Regions from separate parts of the Homo sapiens genome. Here region 1 is linked to region 2. A link is a loop called in an ENCODE intact Hi-C map of the cell type or tissue named here. Cell type or tissue: thyroid gland. All regions are shown on one strand. Links, peaks and the distances in the headings refer to the core of each region. The heading gives the core; the rest is flanking DNA.

Region 1 (17,413 bases), core at 6,174-8,673, 200 kb after region 2:
GATCCACCTGCCTCGGCCTCCCAAAGTACTGGGATTACAAGCGTGAGCCACTGTGCCCGGCTTTCATTTTCATTTTTATATTTTGGCTCTACTTTCTCAGAGATTTCCTCCAATTTTATTTTCTAATTCCCCCCATTCCTGAGCTTTTGGGGTGATTCACAGCATGAATCAGCTTGTTATTACCCTCCTCCTCTTCAAGTTTAGATCTGAATTTTCTCTAGATGGGAATATTTGTTCTCACTTATTCCCCTGCTTCCATTCTTCAAATTTTGTTATGTTGTCTCCTCTCCCTTTCTGTTGGTCATTTTTGGCTTATACCTTTTTTGAGGTCACATTACTGGGATTTCAGGAAGAACCAGTGGTGAAGGCACATTTTTAATCTACCATGCATAATAAGGTCCTTTATTTCTTGCCATTTTCATTCCTACTATAACAGTCATACTTCTCAAGGCAGCATAGATACCTCTGAGTTACAGGCAAAAGATCAAGTGCAAGAAAGTGATGTAGGACAGGCAAGCACCAAAGTGGAGCTTAGCCAGAGAGGGTTCTTGGCCTTGCCCAGAAAAGAATTCAAGGGTAATCCAGAGAAAGAAGAAAACAGCTTTGTTGAACAGTCAGTGTTACAGCTCGGTGACTGCTCCCGCAGAACAGGGCTTAGAGTAGCAGCTCGGGGTAGTTTTGCAGTCATATTTATACCCACTTTTAATTGTATGCAGATTAAGGGGCAGTTTATGCAGAAAAGGGGTAGTAACTGTTGAATGGTTAGGTACCATGGAAAGGGGTGATAACAACCCTGGTGTTGCCATGGCAACGGTAAATTGACATGGCACACTGGTGGGTGGGTCTGATTGAAAACTGCTTTCTCCTTGGCAACACCAGGGAGAAAGTGTGAAAAAGTGTCTTGGCTAGTCCTCAGTCTAGTCCAGTATCCAAGTCCCACCCCTAGAATCAAGTCCCGCCTCCTACCTTAAAAGTACAGAGGAGAAAAAGCACAAATATTAATATTTCAAGATATTATAACATTTCCAACAGTGCTGGAGCCAGCTCATACTGGCTCATAAGAATAGATGGCTTATATTCAGGAATTTTATGAGACAGTGGTTAACCATTATTAAAAATTAAATAAACAGAATATTTATTATAACATAATGAAATAAATTATATTAAAAACAGACAATACTCAAAACTTATCACTTCCTAATTATTGTAGTGAATCCTACTATTATCTATCTTCTTGAGGTTCTTTACATCTATCGTGTCTGTATCACAGAAATATTATATAATGGTGTTCCATATATTTATTTATAAATAAATAAATTAAATAAAACAAAACCAGGTATTATTCCGGCTGTCAAAAAACATTTGCCTCTAAACTTTCTTTTTTTTTTTTTGAGACAGAGTCTCGCTCTGTCACCTAGGCTGGAGTGCAGTGGCACGATCTCGGCTCACTGCAACCTCTGCCTCCCAGGTTCAAGCGATTCTCCTGCCTCAGCCTCCCCAGTAGCTGGGATCACAGGCGCATGCCATCACGCCCAGCTAATTTTTTGTATTTTTAGTAGAAATGGGGTTTCACCGTGTTAGCCAGGATGGCCTCCATCTCCTAACCTTGTGATCTGCCCGCCTTGGGCTCCCAAAGTGCTGGGATTACAGGTGTAAGCCACTGCGCCCAGCCTGCCTCTAAACTTTCAACCTATGCATGCCAAGGTTCAAAACCCTTCTGAAACAATTGATTATTGTTCTACATCCTTCACTAAACCCTTCCACACCACATCCATCCGAGCTGGGCTTAATGCCCCTCCTACACATTCTTAGCATATCATTCCTACCTACCACCTTTGTGTTAAAATGATCTGCTTATCGGCTTCTCTTTGGCTAAAGCTAAACTGTAAGCTTCTGTATGGAAAGCCTCCACAAACCCCAGATGAGACTGAATTTCCCTATTATAATTGTCCACAATTCCCTATAGTTTGGCTTTATAATACTTATGCGTGTGATTATATTTGTAACAGGAATAGCAATTAACGCTCTCTAGTCTTACATACCCATTAAGGCTGAGGCTTTCTTTCACACCCCTCAGTTTCCTCACAGCATTCCTTTTATTTTCAAAAGATTGCTTGAAAAAAAATGTTGAATGTTTCTTCCTCTTTTATTTAAAACAATAGTTTATATTTGTACAGAGTTTTTAAAGTTACATAATTCTATGAAGCTTATAATGAAAAAAGCAGTACACTGTTTCTCCTTTTCTACCCCCAATCCCCAGTACTCAAAGGCAACATTTAAAAGATTTTATTAGTTGTTTCTTCTCATACTTGCCTCTGTCTTCCTAAATAACATTCTTGTATTGCTGCTATTTGGAGATTGTTCAGTTTCATATATTTTGGCTTCCTGCTATGGAAGATGAAGATTAAGCTCTCTTATAATGCTCCCAACACCACACCCCATCACAAACACATTCACATACATTCTTTTCCTCCTCCATTTCTCCCTATATAATTACATCATTGCACAACTTTTGGTTAATTCAACATGACCATACATTGTACAATGACTACATTTCCTCTTTTATACAATATGTTTTGGTTTTCCCGGAATTAATAATTGCCTATATTGTTTGCTTACTTTTCTATGTACCTATAACTAATTCATCCTCAAACATTCCTCGAGAATTATAAATTTCCTTTCATAATGTTAAAATACATTGGTTGTTTCTTATTTTCATTCATTTTGTGACAACATCCTTCTTGGAGGTCTCTGTTAACCCTGCCCCCAACGTGAACAGATTGCTTTCTAGAAATGTTTTGCAGGTGTCACTCTAGGATCTCCTGCATGCTCCTCCTGAGGAGTCAGTTCTCCTGCTTCTGTTGGAGTCCCTATTTTCTGGATCCTCTTTCTTTTATGTTTGGCCTTCTTGCTTTGTGCTTCCATTCTCCAGTAATTCCCAAGAAAGAGTACATGTTGGGTATAATTTTAAGAACACAGACATCTGTAAATGTCTTTCTTCTACACTTGAATTAAAGCTTGGCTACATTTAGAATTCTAGGTTGAAACCATTTTCCTTGGAATACTGAAGATATTGCTCCATTGTCTTCTCACCTGAAACATTGCAAACTGATGGTGTGTGAAAGAAAGCCTCAGCCTTAATGGGTATGTAAGACTAGAGAGCATTAATTGCCATTCCTGTTACAAATATGATCACACGCGTAAGTATTATAAAGCCAAACTATAGGGAATTGTGGACAATTGTAATAGGGGAATTCAGTCTCATCTGGGGTTTGTGGAGGCTTTCCATACAGAAGCTTACAGTTTAGCCAGAGAAGCCGATAAGCAGATCATTTTAATGCAAAGGTGGTAGGTAGGAATGATATGCTAAGAACGCGTAGGAGGGGCATTGAAAGCGCAGCCCGGATGGATGTGGTGTGGAAGGGGTTAGTGAAGGATACAGAACAATAATCAATTGTTTCAGAGAGGTTTTGAACCTTGACATGCTAGGTTGAAAGTTTTGAGACAAATGTTTTTGACTGTCAAAATAATATCTGAGTTTGCATTATTTTATTTTATTTATTTTTGAGACGGAGTTTTGCTCTTGGTCTCCTAGGCTGGAGTGCTATGGCGCGATCTCGGCTCACTGCAACCTCTGCCTCCCGGGTTCAAGAAATTCTCATGCCTCAGCCTCCCGAGAAGCTGTGATTACAGGGACCTGCAACCATGCCTGGCTAATTTTTTCGTATTTTTAATAGAGACAAGGTTTCATCGTCTTGGCCAGGCTGGTCTTGAACTCCTGACCTCAGGTGATCCACCCACCTCAGCCTCCCAAAGTGCTGGGATTACAGGCGTGAGCCACCACGCCCAGCCTTATTTATTTGTTTTTGAGACAGGATCTTGTTCTGTCACCCAGGTTGGAATGCAGTGGTATCTTGGCTTCCTGCAGCTTCTGCCTCCTAGGCTCAAGGGATCCTCCCACCTCAGCCTTCTGAGTAGCTGGGACCACAAGTACTTGCCACCATGACCAGCTACTTTTTTAAATTTTTTTTAGCAACGAGGTCTCACTTTGTTACCCAGGCTGGTCTCAAACTCCTGGGCTCAAGCTATCCAGCTGCCTTGACCTCCCAAAATGCTGGGATTACAGGCATGAACCACCATGCCTGGTGGTTTTAATATTTTAATAATCTCTTTATAGATTTGGTAAAGAGAGGGGAAAATAGGCCAAATAATAGCAATTTTTTGTTTGTTTGTTTTTTGAGAGGGAGTCTAACTTTGTCACCCAGGCTAGAGTGCAGTGGTGCCATCTCTGCTCACTGCAACCTCTGCCTCCCAGGTTCAACTGATTCTCCTGCCTCAGCCTCCTGAGTAGCTGGATTACAGGCACCTGCCACCACGCCTGGCTAATTTTTGAATTTTTAGTAGAGACGGGGTTTCACCATGTTGGTCAGGCTGGTCTCGAACTCCTTACCTCAAGTGATCCCCTGCCTCGGCCTCCCAGAGTGCTGGCCTGGGATTACAGGTGTGAGCCACCGCTCCCGGCCTAATAGTAATGTTTTAAAATAACAGGTGTGGAAAAATCTCTATTTACTCAGGCCTGAGAATATTTCTTGCAAGTCATATTCCCTTTTTTTTGCCTTAGAGATATAAGAAATTAGGAGAAATCAGGGGGTATCAAATACCCTCATACTCTTTTCCTAGGAAAAAAAAATTTAAAGAATGTATTGCAACTTTGCTCACTTATATTTCTTTCAATGGGAATATTGTTCATCAATAAATGCTCGGTGCTTTAAATTTGCAATTACCATATTTGCAGAAACTTGAAAAATCATCCCAATTAAATGACAAAATGTATAGGAGGATTATCTTTCTTTTGCCCTTACAACTCAAATTATATTCGAAGTAACATTTTTACAGCAGTCAAAACTTTTAACCAAAAATTCACACCTGCAGTCTCATAAGTTTAACAAAATGGCCACATTCCACGCTTTATTTTCTTAACAACCCTGACTGTTTAAATGACTCCCATTGAACCAACAGCTTACAGTTGCTGGGCAATAAAAAAGCGAGCAAAAGGACCTCCAGCCCTGCTGTTTTAGCTATTACCCAGCACTCTCAGAGTTTGCTCTAGTCTGGCTGTTCAATCAAATTCATTTTCCAGTAGCTTCTGGCCTTTGTCTCCTCTTTCTGGCCACGCATTTCATTGCCTCCTGAATTTGATGACAACATTTTCTTTCTTCACTTTGAATCTTGGCCCAGAATCTCACTCTCCCAGCCCCATGGAAAGATGGGGAAAAGATTTCATTCTGCTGATCAAATTTGTTAGAAGACATTCTTTAGAGTCTGAAAAAATATATTTCATTAGCAGTTCTCTAGGTAGTGGAATTTTTAGTGATGTTTACTCTTTTTTCCTTGTTCTAATTTTCCTCTAATAAACAGAAAAAAAGCAAGAGTAACCCACCAAATTTGGATAAAGGGCTTCTGCTTTTCATATTCTCTTAACCAGAACAGCTTAACTTTTCTCCATTTATTTATTTAAGTATTTATTCATATTTGAAACAGGCTGGGGTGCAGTGGCATGATCTCAGCTCACTGCAACCTCCACCTCTCGGGTACAAGTGATTCTCCTGCCTTGGCCTCCCAAAGTGCTGGGATTATAGGCGTGAGCCACCGCACCTGGCCTTAATTTGATTTTTATTATCCACAACACTCATATCTCTTTTTGATCCTACTGTAATATCACATTATCCTACCTAAAGATGAATTGTTCCAACCCTGATGCTTTGGTAATCATCTTTTCTAAATTAAAAATTGAGGCCAGGTGCAGTGGCTCAGGCCTGTAATCCCAACACTTTGGGAGGACGAGGCAGGTGGATCGCTTGAGATCAGGAGTGAGAGACCAGCTTGGCCAACATGGTGAAACCCCATCTCTACTAAAAATGCAGAAAAATTAGCTGGGCATGGTGGTGCATGCCTGTAATCCTAGCTACTTGGGAAGCTGAGGCACGAGAATCTCTTGAACCCGGGAAGGAGAGATTGCAGTGAGCCAAGATCATGCCACTGCACTCCAGCCTGGGTGACAGAACGAGACCCTGTCTCAAAAAAAGAAAAAAAAAAAAGAGAGAGAGAGATTTGTAATCTAGCAAAATATGTTATTTACTTATTTTCTTTCCAACTTTTAGTGTGGGCCCAAGCGGGTACCTGTGCAGGTTTGTTTCACGAGTAAATTGTGTGTCATGGGGGTTTGTTTTACAGATGATTTTGTTACTGAGATAATCAGCATAATATGTGATATGTAGTTTTTTAATCCTTACCCTCCTCTTATCTCCACCCTCAGGTAGGCCCCAGTGTCTGTTGTTCCCTTCTTTGTGTCCATGTGTACTCAATGTTTAGCTCCCACTTATAAGTGAGAATATGCAGTATTTGGTTTTCTGTTCCTGCATTAATTTATTTAGAGATCTTTTATTTAAATACATGAATTCATTTTCAGGAAAAGCCTTCCAGAGATATAAAAGTCAAAATCCAATAAAAGAATGACCTTTGTTATGGAAAAACAAAGAAAGAAAGAAATCAGGTCTTTTTTGGAAAATCTGGGACATTGAATTGTTACACGTAACATGTGTCCCCCTAGGGACATAGGTCACTTTCAGTATTTGCCAAAGCATTAGGTCAGCCAGACATGTGAAACATCTCGGAGCTTAATAACTGAGCTGCTTCAATGTGTTTTGATAAAAGTTTAAATTCTCTGGCCCCAATTTATTGAACACATGCCTTTGACAATACAGCATTTCTTTCTTAGGCTATTAGTGAAAGATTAACCATCTACTCAGTGATTGTTATTGTGCCTGTATGTGTGCAGTATGAACAGTTATGTAACAAAACTGCAAAGATTAGAGACCTTTAAAAGGATCTGGGGAAATAGGAAGAGTCTATAATCTTATAGGAAAGGAATGAATTATGCAAGCAACTAAAAGTGTGTCAATATTCTCTGCTTCACAAACAAATTGGAAACCAGTGGTAAACTTTAGATCAGAAACAGAAACTCAAAAAATGAAAGAACTGGCCATGAGCAGTGGCTCAGGCCTGTAATCCCAGCACTTTGGGAGGTCGAGGCAGGCGGATCACCTGAGGTCGGGAGTTTGAGACCAGCCTGACCAACATGGAGAAACCCTATCTTTACTAAAAATACAAAAAATTAGACAGGCATGATGGCAGATGCCTGTAATCCCAGCTACTTGGGAGGCTGAGGCAGGAGAATCACATGAACCCAGGAGGTGGAGGTTGTGGTGAGCCTATATTGCGCCATTGCACTTCAGCCTGGGCAACAAGAGCAAAACTCTGTCTCAAAAAAAGAAAAAAGAAAAAGAAAAGAAGAAAAAGAAAGAACCTAGAAACTTAGAGGCCAACTAAGGAGACAGGCATTTTTATAAAAAGAGTTGAAAGAAATTTGTGGTAGAATAACAGAAAATACAGACAAGTTAAAAGAAAAAAGAATAAAAGCCACTAAAATGTCATGTTAAGTATTTTAGTAGACAAATTTATCATAATTTGCACAAAAATTTTCTGGTTTGTTTCTGATTTTTTAGTTTTATAATTAAAATACTTATAATTAAAATGATAAATATTCTTATAACTAAAGTCTCTGGAATCCTTCATTAGCCCCTGAAGATAAACTCTGAGAAGTGGAATTGTAGGGTATATTGATTAAGATTCTTTGGTTGCAAATGACAGAAACCCAACTGGAACTGGCTTAAGGAAAAAAGACTTGATTGACTCGCATTTATTCAATGATTTTTTTTTTTAACTATTAGAGTTTTTATTCATTTGAAACTATGGATACATTTACTTCCCAAATCAGAGCACAGGTCTGGCCAAAATAAACTATTATGAATGTTGAAGGCTTTTTTAGAGCTTTCACCTCAGATCATTCCTCATACACACACACTGATCGATACTTAGCTAAACAAGGAAGGGAGACCCTCTACAGATCTCTGGAGCTCTCCTATGCAGCAGTCTTCTCCCAGGTCCATTTCCTCAACTCACAGACTGTGAGGCTCCACTTGGACTCCTCCTCTTTGCAATATAATATGGAATCTCTCTAGGCAGGAAAGTGGGGTGATCACTCGCTCTCTCTCTAGGGATCATTGTCCTCCACCTCCTGATAGCCAATGTCTGAAAACCATTGTGTCATGTATTTGGTCTATTTTTAAAAATTGTTTCAGATGGGAGAGTAAATCTGGCCCTTGTCACTCCATCATGGCCCAAAGTGAAGTCTCTATCTCAACAATTATTTCTGGATGGCCTCTTATGTGCTAGGCCCTTGGCATCCCTGCTTTTGTGGAGCATGTGATCAAACTGCAGAAATATCAGAAGTAGAGCTGGCTCCAGGGACATCTGGATCCAGGAATATAAATGCTACCAGATTTCATGGTTTCTGTCTCTCTCTCTCTCTCTCTCTCTCTCTCTCTTACTTTCTTTCTCTCTCTCTCACCCTCTCTCCCCCTTTACATATCTGTGTCTCTGCATCTTTCTGCACGCTGATGTTAATCAAAACGTCTAAGATGAGCTGAATTAGTGAAGAGTACACAGCCAAAGCAACTTGGAATTGAATTCTTTCAAGCTTAGTCATTTTCAAGCTTAGTCATTTTAGGAGAGAGGGAATTTCTTTTCCTCAGCTTCAGTTTAAAAACTTTCTAGAAAGGAAACATAAGCCCACCCCTTGGACATATCATTGCACCTAGGGAAGTGAGTAACTTAAAGTGACCCAGGCTGGATCCTGCCTATTTTTGTGGCCAGGGATCTGGAATCTCTTAGCAGAAAAAGCCACAGGGGAATCATCAGCTGAGCAGCCATTCCCGTTTGTGTCTTCAATTCTGGGTATACTAATTTGTGACACTTAAAAAAAAACTACTTTGAAGTAATTTCTAACTTCAACACATTGACCAATAGTTTGTATTAAGGGTCAGATGTTTGCCTAGCGTAGTATTAATATATAAATACACTAAGATAGAAGTAACCTTAATATTTGAATGAATATGGTACAGATAAGCAGTAAATTATGGAATTAAACATGTGAGGGCCCAAAAGAACAAGAGCGAACTCTAACGGGTAAAAGAACCATTTTTTTTTTTTTTTGAGACGGAGTCTCGCTCTGTCACCCAGGCTGGAGTGCAGTGGCACGATCTCCGCTCACTGCAAGCTCCGCGTCCTGTGTTCACGCCATTCTCCTGCCTCAGCCTCCCGAGTAGCTGGGACTACAGGCACCCGCCACCACGCCTAGCTAATTTTTTGTATTTTTAGTAGAGACGGGGTTTCACCGTGTTAGCCAGGATGGTCTCGATCTCCTGACCTCGTGATCTGCCTGCCTCGGCCTCCCAAAGTGCTGGGATTACAGGTGTGAGCCACCACGCCCAGCCAAAGGAACCATTTATACATTTAGTTTAGAAAACCCCAAAAAGAGCTGGGCATGGTGGCCCAGCAGTTTGGGAAGCTGAGGCAGGCAGGTCACCTGAGGTCAGGAGTTCGAGACCAGCCTGACCAGTATGACGAAACCCTGTCTCTACTAAAAAAAAATTAGCCAGGCATGGTGGCGGGCGCCTGTAGTCCCAGCTACTTGGGAGGCTGAGACAGGAGAATTGCTTGAACCCGGGAGGCAGAGGTTGCAGTGAGCCAAGATTGTACCACTGCACTCCAGCCTGGGCGACAGAGCGAGACTCTGTCTCAAAAACAAACAAACAAGCAAACAAACAACCCAAAAAGAAACCTATGGTAAGCTTTTCTTTATTTTTTCCCTTTGATTTTTGTTTGCTTGTTTGTTTTTACTTGTTTATGGTAAGATTTTCTTATTCAGGGACTCAGGACCAATAAATTATTTAAACATTTAGGCTAACTCTGTCACAGCTTGGGCAAGAGAAAACTTTAATCCTGAAGCCATTTTTAACAATTCCCCTCATTTTTTAATATTTCTCACCCAGTTATCAAGTCATGTCCATTCCACCTCTTAAGCATCACATGAATTTGTCCACTTCTTTCAGCTTTCACTGACCTCTCCTTGTCCAGACCATTCTCATCTTTTCATTTGTATTACTGCAAAAGAATTCTAACTGGCTCCCTGACTCAAGTCTTGCTCCCTATGCGTTTGCTGCCCAGCATCTATTTCTGCTTCTCTTGGTAGCAGTACTCAAAATTTCCTTTGGAGAAACACCACTTTCCCATTCTCAACCATCTAATTTGGGTGAGATTTAACCTCATCCTCAGTTCCAAGAGTGGATTCTGGTTAGCTTGGCTACCTAGTGAATTCCTATTGATTTCCACTGAATTAGTAAATTCACTAACTCACTTAGTGAATTTATCTATTCCCTTCACAATCCTTATTATTTTAGGCCAATGAGATCCCATAAAATGTTTGTTGGGGGCTTCTGGGAGGAAGTTTCTCCCTCTGAGAGAGGCATGAACAAAGAAATATGGAAAGCTGCTGCACCCATCTTGGGATCAAGAGGGTAGCCAACCTTAAGATGAAGTAGACCATGCAAAAGTCAAACAAGAGAAATGGAAAGACATCATGACATTGTTCATTCTACCTCTGAGCTTATAGTTATATAACGCAAGAAACTCAATTGTTGAAGCCACTTTCAGTTAGGTTTTTTTTTTATAATTTATAACCAAAAGCATCCTAACTATACTCTCTTTCAAATCATTTTCCATTCTGAATTCAAAACTGATCATGTCACTTCCACTTCCAAGAGAGGCAGATAGCAAATTGCTAGACTATGATGGAGAGTCCAGAGAAATACCTTATAATATCATGAAGATAATGGCACCTGTAAAGCATTTAGAACAGTACTTGTCACATCGGTAAGTAAGCAGTTAGAATAAGGCACGGCATTCAATAAACACTCGATCAAATCTTATTCTCAGTTTTAAACATTACAAAGACTTGCCTGTGCCCTTAAGGTAAAGTCTGAAAAAACCCTGGCCTATAACTCTGACTCCCTTCATGGTGACAAGATGGCTGGCAAGAGTTTGTAGGACCTTTCCTAAACCTGGCGTTTGTCTGCCACTTTAGACTCTCACTTTGCTATTTCTTTACTTTGTATTCTCTTTTTTTTCTTTTTTCTTTTTTTGAGACGGAGTTTCACTCTTGTCACCCAGGCTGAAGTGCAATGGCACGATCTCAGCTCACTGCAACCTCTGCCACCCAGGTTCAAGCAATTCTCCTGCCTCAGCCTCCCAAGTAGCTGGGATTACAGGTGCCTGCCACCATGCCCAGCTAATTTTTGTATTTGTTTTTAGCAGAGATGGGGTTTTACCATGTTGGCCAGGCTGATCTCAAACTCCTGACCTCAGGTGATCTGCCTGTCTCAGCCTCCCAAGTGCTGGGATACAGGCATGAGCCACTGCACCCGGCCTTCTTTACTTTGTATTCTGTTTCTTTTTCTCTTTATGGAGCTAACTTCTATTTTTCCTTTGGTTAAAATATCGCTTTCTCAAGGACAATTTCCCTAATTTCACAATTTAGGTTATCCTCTCCTGCTATACAGTCCCATAATTACCTTTTGTAATACAAAAGATGTTACAATGTGATACCTTGCATTTGTAATTATTTGCTTAGAATCTGCCTTCCTTTTTTAGAATATACACTCCCTGGGGGGCTGGGCTTCCTATCATACTTGCAGCTATATTCCCAGAGTCCAGTATAGGGTCTGGGACCAAATGAATAAAAGATCAAGAATGAACATGGAGTTCAGAATCACAGTGGAAGCAAAAAGTATATTTTAAGAAGGAATGAGTATTCTACCAAGCCTAGCTTAAATGTCAACCTAGAGCTACCTGATGTTAAACAATCTAAGTAATCAGCCTGGGCAAGACGGCAAGCCCTAATCTCTACAAAATTGTTTTTAAAAAAATGGCAAAGGAGACTGTGGGATCATGGCGGATGGCAGGCAGGACTAGATTGTAGCTCCAGACAGAGCAGCATGCAGAGGCTTGCACTGTGAATTTTAGCTCCAGATTGACTGCAAGAACAAACCAGCAATCCTGAGAGGACCCACAGACCCTCTAAAAGAAGCAGACTGCTGCTGCAGGACCTGGGAGACACCCCAAATACTGTGAATGCCTCAACTGCAGAAGTGGGAAAGGGAGACCCTCCTCTCCTGAACACACACCCCCACTGGAAAAGCTGAAGGTCTGTTCGTGGGAGAATTTTCTGCCCTATCTTCAGCCTCCTCAAACAAAACAATTATCAGCCATGAATTTTGTATCCAGTGAAACTAAGCATCATATATGAGGAAAGATACCGTCATTTTCAGACAAACAAATGCTGAGAGAGTTCACCATTACCAAGCCACTCCTACAAGAACTGCTAAAAGGAGCTCTAAATTTTGAAACAAATCCTGGAAACACATCAAAACAGAACCTCTTTAAAGCATAAATCACACAGGACCTATAAAACAAAAATACAAGTTAAAAAGCAAAAACAAGAAACAAAACCAAAGTACACAGGCAACAAAGAGCATGATGAATGCAACAGTACTTCACATTTCAATGCTAACATTGACTGTAAATGGCCTAAATGCTCCACTTAAAAGATGCAGAACTACAGAATGGAAAAGAACTCACCAACCAACTATCTGCTGCCTTCAGGAGACTCACCTAACACATAAGGACTCACATAAAGTAAAGGGGTGGAAAAAGGCATTCGTGCAAATGGATACCAAAAATGAGCAGAGGTAGGTATTCATATATCAGACAAAACAAACTTTAAAGCAACTACAGTTAAAAGAGATAAAGAAGAACATTATATAATGGTAAAAGGCCTTGTCCAACAGGAAAATATCACAATCCTAAACATATATGCACCTAACACTGGCACTCCCAAAATTATAAAACAATTACTAATAGACCCAAGAAATGAGATAGACAGCAACTCAATAATAGTGGGGGACTTCAGTACTCCACTGACAGCACTAGACAGGTCATCAAGACATAAAGTCAACAAAGAAACAATGGATTTAAACTATACCTTGGAACAATGGACTTAACAGACATATACAGAACATTTCATCCAACAACCACAGAATACACATTCTATTCAACAGCACATAGAACTTTCTCAAAGATAGACCACATGATAGGCGTCAATACATTTAAGAAAATTGAAATTATATCAAGCACTCTCTCAGACCACAGTGGAATAAAACTGGAGATCAACTCCAAAAGGAATCTTCTATACCATGCAAATACGTGGAAATTAAATAACCTGCTCCTGAATGAGCATTGGGTCAAAAATGAAATCAATATGAAAATTAAAAAATTCTTCAAACTAAACAACAATAATGATACAACCTATCAAAACCTCTGGGATCCAGCTAAGGTGGTGTTAAGAGGAAAGTTCATAGCCCTAAATGCCTACATCAAAAAATCTGAAAGAGCACAAACAGACGGTCTAAGGTCACACCTCAAGGAAGAAGAGAAACAAAAACAAACCAAACCCAAACCCAGCAGAAAAAAGGAAATAGCCAAGATCGGAGCAGAACTAAATGAAATTGAAACAACAACAACAACAAAAACCAAAAGATAAATGAAACAGAAAGTTGGTTCTTTGAAAAGACAAATAAAATTGATAGACCATTAGCAACATTAACTAAGAAAAGAAGAGAGAAAATCCAAATAACCTCACTAAGAAACAAAACAGGAGATATTACAACTGACACCGCTGAAATACAAAAGATCATTCAAAACTTCTATGAACACCTTTACACACATACACTAGAAAACCTAGAAGAGATGGATAAATTACTGGAAAAAGATAACCCTCCTAGCTTAAATCAGGAAGAATTAGATACTCTGAACAGACCAATAACAAGCAGCGAGATTGAAATGGTAATTTAAAAATTACCAACAACAAAAGTCCAGGACCAGACGGTTTCACAGCAGAATTCTACCAGATATTCAAAGAAAAAATGGTACCAATCCTTTTGACATTATTCCACAAGACAGGGAAAGAAGGAACCCTTCCTAATTCATTCTATGAAGCCAGCATCACCCTAATACCAAAACCAGGAAAGGATACAACCAAAAAAGAAAATTACAGACCAATTTCCTTAATGAACATAGATGCTAAAATCCTTAACAAAATTCTAGCTAACCGAATCCAACAATATATCAAAAAGATAATCCACCATGATCAAGTGGATTTCATACCAGGGATGCAGGGATGGTTTAACATACATGAGTCAATAAATGTGATACACCACATAAACAGAAGTAAAAACAAAAATCACATGATCATCTCAATAGATGCAGAAAAAGCATTCAACAAAATCCAGCATCGCTTTATAATTAAAACTCTCAGCAAAATTGGCATACAGGGGACATAACTTAATGTAATAAAAGCCATCTATGACAAACCCACAGCCAACATAATAATGAATGGGCAAAGTTGAAAACATTCCCTTTGAGAACGGGAACAAGACAAGGATGCCCATTCTCACCACTCCTCTTCAACATAGTACTGGAAGTCCTAGCCAGAGCAGTCAGACAAGAGAAAGAATAAAGGGCACCCAAATCAGTGAAAAGGAAGTCAAACTGTCACTGTTTGCTGATGATATGATGGTTTACCTTGAGAACCCTAAGGACTCCTCCAGAAAGCTCCTAGAACTGATACAAGAATTCAGCAGTTTCCAGATACAAGATTAATATTCACAAATCAGTAGCTCTTCTATACACCAACAGCGACCAAGCTGAGAATCAAATCGAGAAATCAACCCGTTTTACAATAGCTGCAAAAAAACAAAAAACAAAAAACAACAACGAAAAAAAACTTAGGAATATACCTAATAAAGGAGTTGAAAGACCTCTACAAGGAAAACTACAAAACACTGTTGAAATAAATCGTAGACAACACAAACAAATGGAAACACATCCCATGCTCATGGATGGGTAGAATCAGTATTGTCAAAATGACCATACTGCCAAATGCAATCTACAAATTCAACACAATCCCCATCAAAATACCAACATCATTCTTCACAGAGTTAGAAAAAAAATTCTAAAATTCATATGGAACCAAAAAAGAGCCCCCATAGCCATAGCAAGACTAAGCAAAAGGAGCAAATCTGGAGGCATCACACTACCTGATTTCAAACTATAATATAAGGTCATTGTCACCAAAACAGCATGGTACTGGTATAAAAATAAGCACGTAGACCAATGGAACAGAATAGAGAACCCAGAAATAAACCCAAATACTTACAGCCAACTGATATTCAACAAAGCAAACAAAATCATAAAGTGGGGAAAGAACACCCTTTTCAACAAATGGTGCTGGGATAATTGGCTAGCCACATGTAGGAGAATGAAACTGCATCCTCATCTCTCACTTTATACAAAAGTCAACTCAAGATGGATTAAGGACTTAAACCTAAGACGTGAAACTATAATAATTCTACAAGATACCATTGGAAAAACCCTTCTAGATATTGGCTTAGGCAAGGATTTCATGACCAAGAACCCAAAAGCAAACGCAATAAAAACAAAGATAAATAGCTGGGACCTAATTAATCCAAAGAGATTTGCATGGCAAAAGGAACAGTCAGCAGAGTAAACAGACAACCCACAGAGTGGGAGAAAATCTTCACAATCTATACCTGACAAAGGACTAATATCCAGAATCTACAATGAACTCAAACAAATCAGTAAGAAAAAAACAATCCCATCAAAAAGTGGACTAAGAACTTGAATAGACAGTTCTCAAAAGAAGATATACAAATGGCCAACAAACATATGAAAAAATGCTCACCATCACTAATGATCAGGGAAATCCAAATCAAAACCACAATGCGGTACTGCCTCACTCTTGCAAGAATGTCCATAATCAAAAAAATTAAAAAATAGTAGATGTTGGCATGGATGCTGTGAACAGGGAACACTTCTACACTGCTTGTAGGAATGTAAACTAGTACAGCCACTATAGAAAACAGTGTGGAAATTCCTTAAAGAACTAAAAGTAGAACTACCATTTGATCCAGCAATCCCACTACTGGATATCTACCCAGAGGAAAATAAGTCATTATTCGAAAAAGATACTGCACACACATGTTTATAGCAGCACAATTCACAAGTTGCAAAATCGTGGAACCAAACTAATTGTCCATCAGTCAATGAGTGGATAAAGAAACTGTGGTGTATATATGTATCATATATATGAGATATATACATATATGAGATATATACATATATGTATGTATGATATGTATGATACATATATCATATGGATGTATGATATGTATGATACATATATCATATATATGTGATGGAATACTACTCAGCCATAAAACAGAATGAATTGACAGCATTTACAGTGATCAGGATAGACTGGAGACTATTATTCTAAGTTAAGTAACTCAGGAATGGAAAACAAAACATCATAAGTTCTCACTGATATGTGGGAGTTAGGCTATGGGGACACAATGGCATAATAAGAATGATACAATGGACTTTGGGGACTTGAGGGGAAGAGTGTGAAGGGGGTGAGGGATAAAAGACTACAAATATGGTGCAGTGTGTACTGCTCGGGTGATGGGGTGCACTGAAATCTCACAAATCACCACTAAAGAACTTATTCATGTAACCAAATACCACCTGTACCCCAATAACTTAAGGAAAAAAATTTAAAAATAAATAAATAAAATTTTTTTAAAAATTGGCCAAGGATGGTGGTGTGTGCCTGTGGTCCCAGCTACTTAGGAGGCTGAGGCAGGAGGATGACTTGAGCCCAGGAGATCAACGCTGCAGTGAGCCATGTTTGCACCACTGCACTCCAGCCTGGGCAACAGAACACATTTCTGTCTCATAAATAAATAAGTAAATAAATAAATAAATCTAAGTATCTTTGGTTAAATTCCACTTTGGGTAGGGCTAAGAGAGGAGATGTGAACTCTGAGAGCCCAAATATTATGTCTTTCAAGTCTATTTTTTTGGTAAGTCAATTTTTGACTACCCTTTCTTTACTTATTGTGCCCTGTGAACTCTTCCATGTCCATACCCATTCATTGTCTATAATCTTGGCACTTTCTTATTCATTAATTCAACAAATATTTATTCCCTATCACCTTTATTTATGCATTTCTATAGATGCTAGAGATAGGGTAAATAAAAGTATGGCAAAACCAGCAATTACTTTTGCACCAACCTAATATGATTTTTTAAGAAATTTATAATTTCATTAGAGAAATAGATGTATAAACAAAGAAATTATAATACAAACATTGTGATAAGTGCAGGAAGTAGAAAATAGTGATTATTGCTTTCTTCAAACATAAAGTATTGTTAGTCAGGAGTCCTTCAGTTGTAAGTGCCAGAAACCCAATTTCAAACAGCAAAAGCAGAAAATGGAATCTATTGGCTCACATCCCTACAAATTCCAGGAATAGAA
Region 2 (2,500 bases), core at 1-2,500:
TAATATTTGCCTTAATTATACTAGGTACCTGTAAAATCATACAGCTGAGGTACAGTTTCCATGATAATACCAATCAGAGGTAGATACAACATGGCCACTCGAGCCTTTATCTGAGGGTCAGAGTACCGCGGGTCTGAGTCGTGACTGGAGAGTAAATTGTGTACCATATTGATGACTTTCTTATGCAATCCAAACAGTCTATTTAAAAAGAAGAAGACAAAGAAGAAAAAGCAGTAAGGCCACAGAGATTAGCTAACATCTTTAAAACAAACAGTAAGTCATGGTATTGAATAAATTTTGTTCAATTTCTTACCTTTGTCATATATTTGCATGCATTCCATTCCTATAAAACATTTCTCATTTTAAAATAAATGTATAAAAATGTAAAAAATGTGTAAAATAAGAATTGAAGAAAAGGAAATGCTATACAAATTCACTTAGAAGTAAATCTGAATATTTTTACATTAACTCCTTATTAGTGTATTTGAATATAAAGAAACTAAGACTACTTATAGTTACATTTTGAAGCTAAACAAGGTAAATTTTAAAATGCTGTAATTGTTATTTCATCAAATCAGATCTTTTCACATTTACCAAAAATAAATTATTCCCTTTTTCGGAAAGAAAAATCCCCTACCTAATGGATTATGTAGCCCACAGGCTGGGGTTGCCTTTGACATCTCTATTTAAACTGCACTTCTTTACTAATATACCTCATTTGGGTCCTTACAACTTTTTTAGACTCTCAATCCCCCTCAGTTTCAAATGGGCTAATACACTAACAAGGGTCACTTTCACTTAAACATTTTTGTCTCTTCTTAAGCTGACAGCACTTTAACTATGCAAACCATTCTAATTTAAAATTCATCTACTCCAACTTTAACTGGCCCTTAATGCTGCATCCACTAAGCAGTTTCAGATCTCACTCTCTCTCCTTAAGCCTTTTACTGTCAATCACAACAGAAGACCTTACTTCCAACTTAGGAAAGAAGAGCCATTCTGAATTTGCTCTGGCCAGGTCTTTTAACACAATTCCATCTTTATAGCTCACAAAGAGTCTTTCCTTTTTGTCTCAGAAAAAGTGTACCTTCTCACAGAAAATAATTTCTTCATATGTTCAATGAACCCTGTCTTTTTTCAACAGCTTCAATGTCTCCCCTCATTAGGTTCTTCCCTTCTTTCTTCAAATATGCCTTTCCTATCTTGAAAATACATCATCACTTTAAAAAGTTGAGATTAGAAAACAGGTAGTCTTCTCCCAGAGCCCTTGATTGTATCTGCCATTTTACAAAGCTGTATGTGAAATCTAGATGGAGATTCTTTCTTCTTTCTTCCAGCTCTTTAATCATAAAGTATACTTTTATAGAGGCTTAAAACACATGAAAGCAAACAGCTGAGAGATGGCCACACACTCAGACTACAACATCCAGAAAGAGTCTGCCTGCACTTGGTGCTTTGCCCGTGAGGTGGCACCAATGGGCCTTGCCTGCACCAGCTCGCTCAGAAACACAACTGCGACAAGATGATCTGCCTCAAGGGTTATGCTCACCTGCATCCCTGTGCCGTAACTGCCGCAAGAAGTACAGCCACAAAACATGCTGTGCCCCCAAAAGAAGGTCAAATAAGACACCTCCCCTGGCTCCTCCTTCTCCCACTGGGTGGCCTCCTGCCCAAGCCCCATGGCCCTGGGGCCTCAATAATGTTTCCCTTTTACTGACTAGTGGGTATAGGGAGGGTCGGTGGGTGGAAAGTATACATTTAAACATTGTCAAGAACCACATCTAGTGAACCTATCTCAGATCTCATTCTCCAGCTCCACTTGACACTTTGTCACCTTATATATTCTCTTCTCAGGATTTTCTCCAGTAGTTCCCACCTTCCCCAGATTCCTCATCATTATTCTCAAGGCTTAGATTCTCGCCAATTGCTTTTCACGTTCTCCTCTTTGACTTTCTGTATCAGCACTAATGTTTGCCAAAGGTATGCCTTATCTCTCAGCAGCTACCATACTCATACTCCAATCTATATAAACTCTATCCACTTGTCTTCATAAAGCCTTTTCATATGCTTACATTGCTCAATCCCATTGTTATTAAATATATATTAATACAAGATCTGTAATATCCTATTCTAGATGTTGAAGATAAAGACATTCCCCATTTTTAAGTGGCTCACTTTAGCAAGAGAGAAACACGGACACAAACATAATAATTCTTCAATACTTCAAATAATTCTTCAATTCTTTATAAATGCTACAATTAAGGAACATAAATCCTCTCATCTTCTAAAGAACCATGTACTACAAAACTAACATTTAATCATAGTGTACTGTTTTGCAGTCTTAACTTTCTAATTACAATGAAAGTTTCTAAAGAGCAAATCTTTCATTAATTATAGAACATATTATTGCCACTTAAGGAATTATTCTTGATTACGTAGCAAGCATGTGGATTAAAAGACAAACATTCCTCTCAAGGATCTCTCCAAGACAATGCTGCAT

Evidence for each region. Hi-C counts contacts between places; a loop is a spot of excess contacts. Peaks named below come from ENCODE experiments on the same cell type or tissue, not always from the same donor. Only the 100,000 strongest peaks of a DNase experiment are listed, where the experiment ranks them.
Region 1: a loop joins it to region 2, with 2.6 times the contacts of the local background. A loop is called at or near these places in 55 of 110 quality-filtered maps.

Annotation. Positions count from the first base shown.
Region 1 is chr1:62,727,403-62,744,815 of GRCh38, forward strand. No RefSeq gene overlaps it. Among named protein-coding and RNA genes, the nearest start is that of DOCK7-DT, 48 kb to the left of the region's middle. In thyroid gland, for the core only: no CTCF peak of the experiment used is centred there; no DNase peak of the experiment used is centred there; H3K27ac peaks cover 187 bases.
Region 2 is chr1:62,529,249-62,531,748 of GRCh38, forward strand. It overlaps DOCK7 (dedicator of cytokinesis 7), which reads right to left. Exons shown (of 50, transcript NM_001367561.1): 30 at 29-198. Among named protein-coding and RNA genes, the nearest start is that of ANGPTL3, 67 kb to the right of the region's middle. RefSeq lists a silencer at 1,399-1,607. In thyroid gland, for the core only: a CTCF peak has its summit at 1,461; a DNase peak (open chromatin) is centred at 1,593.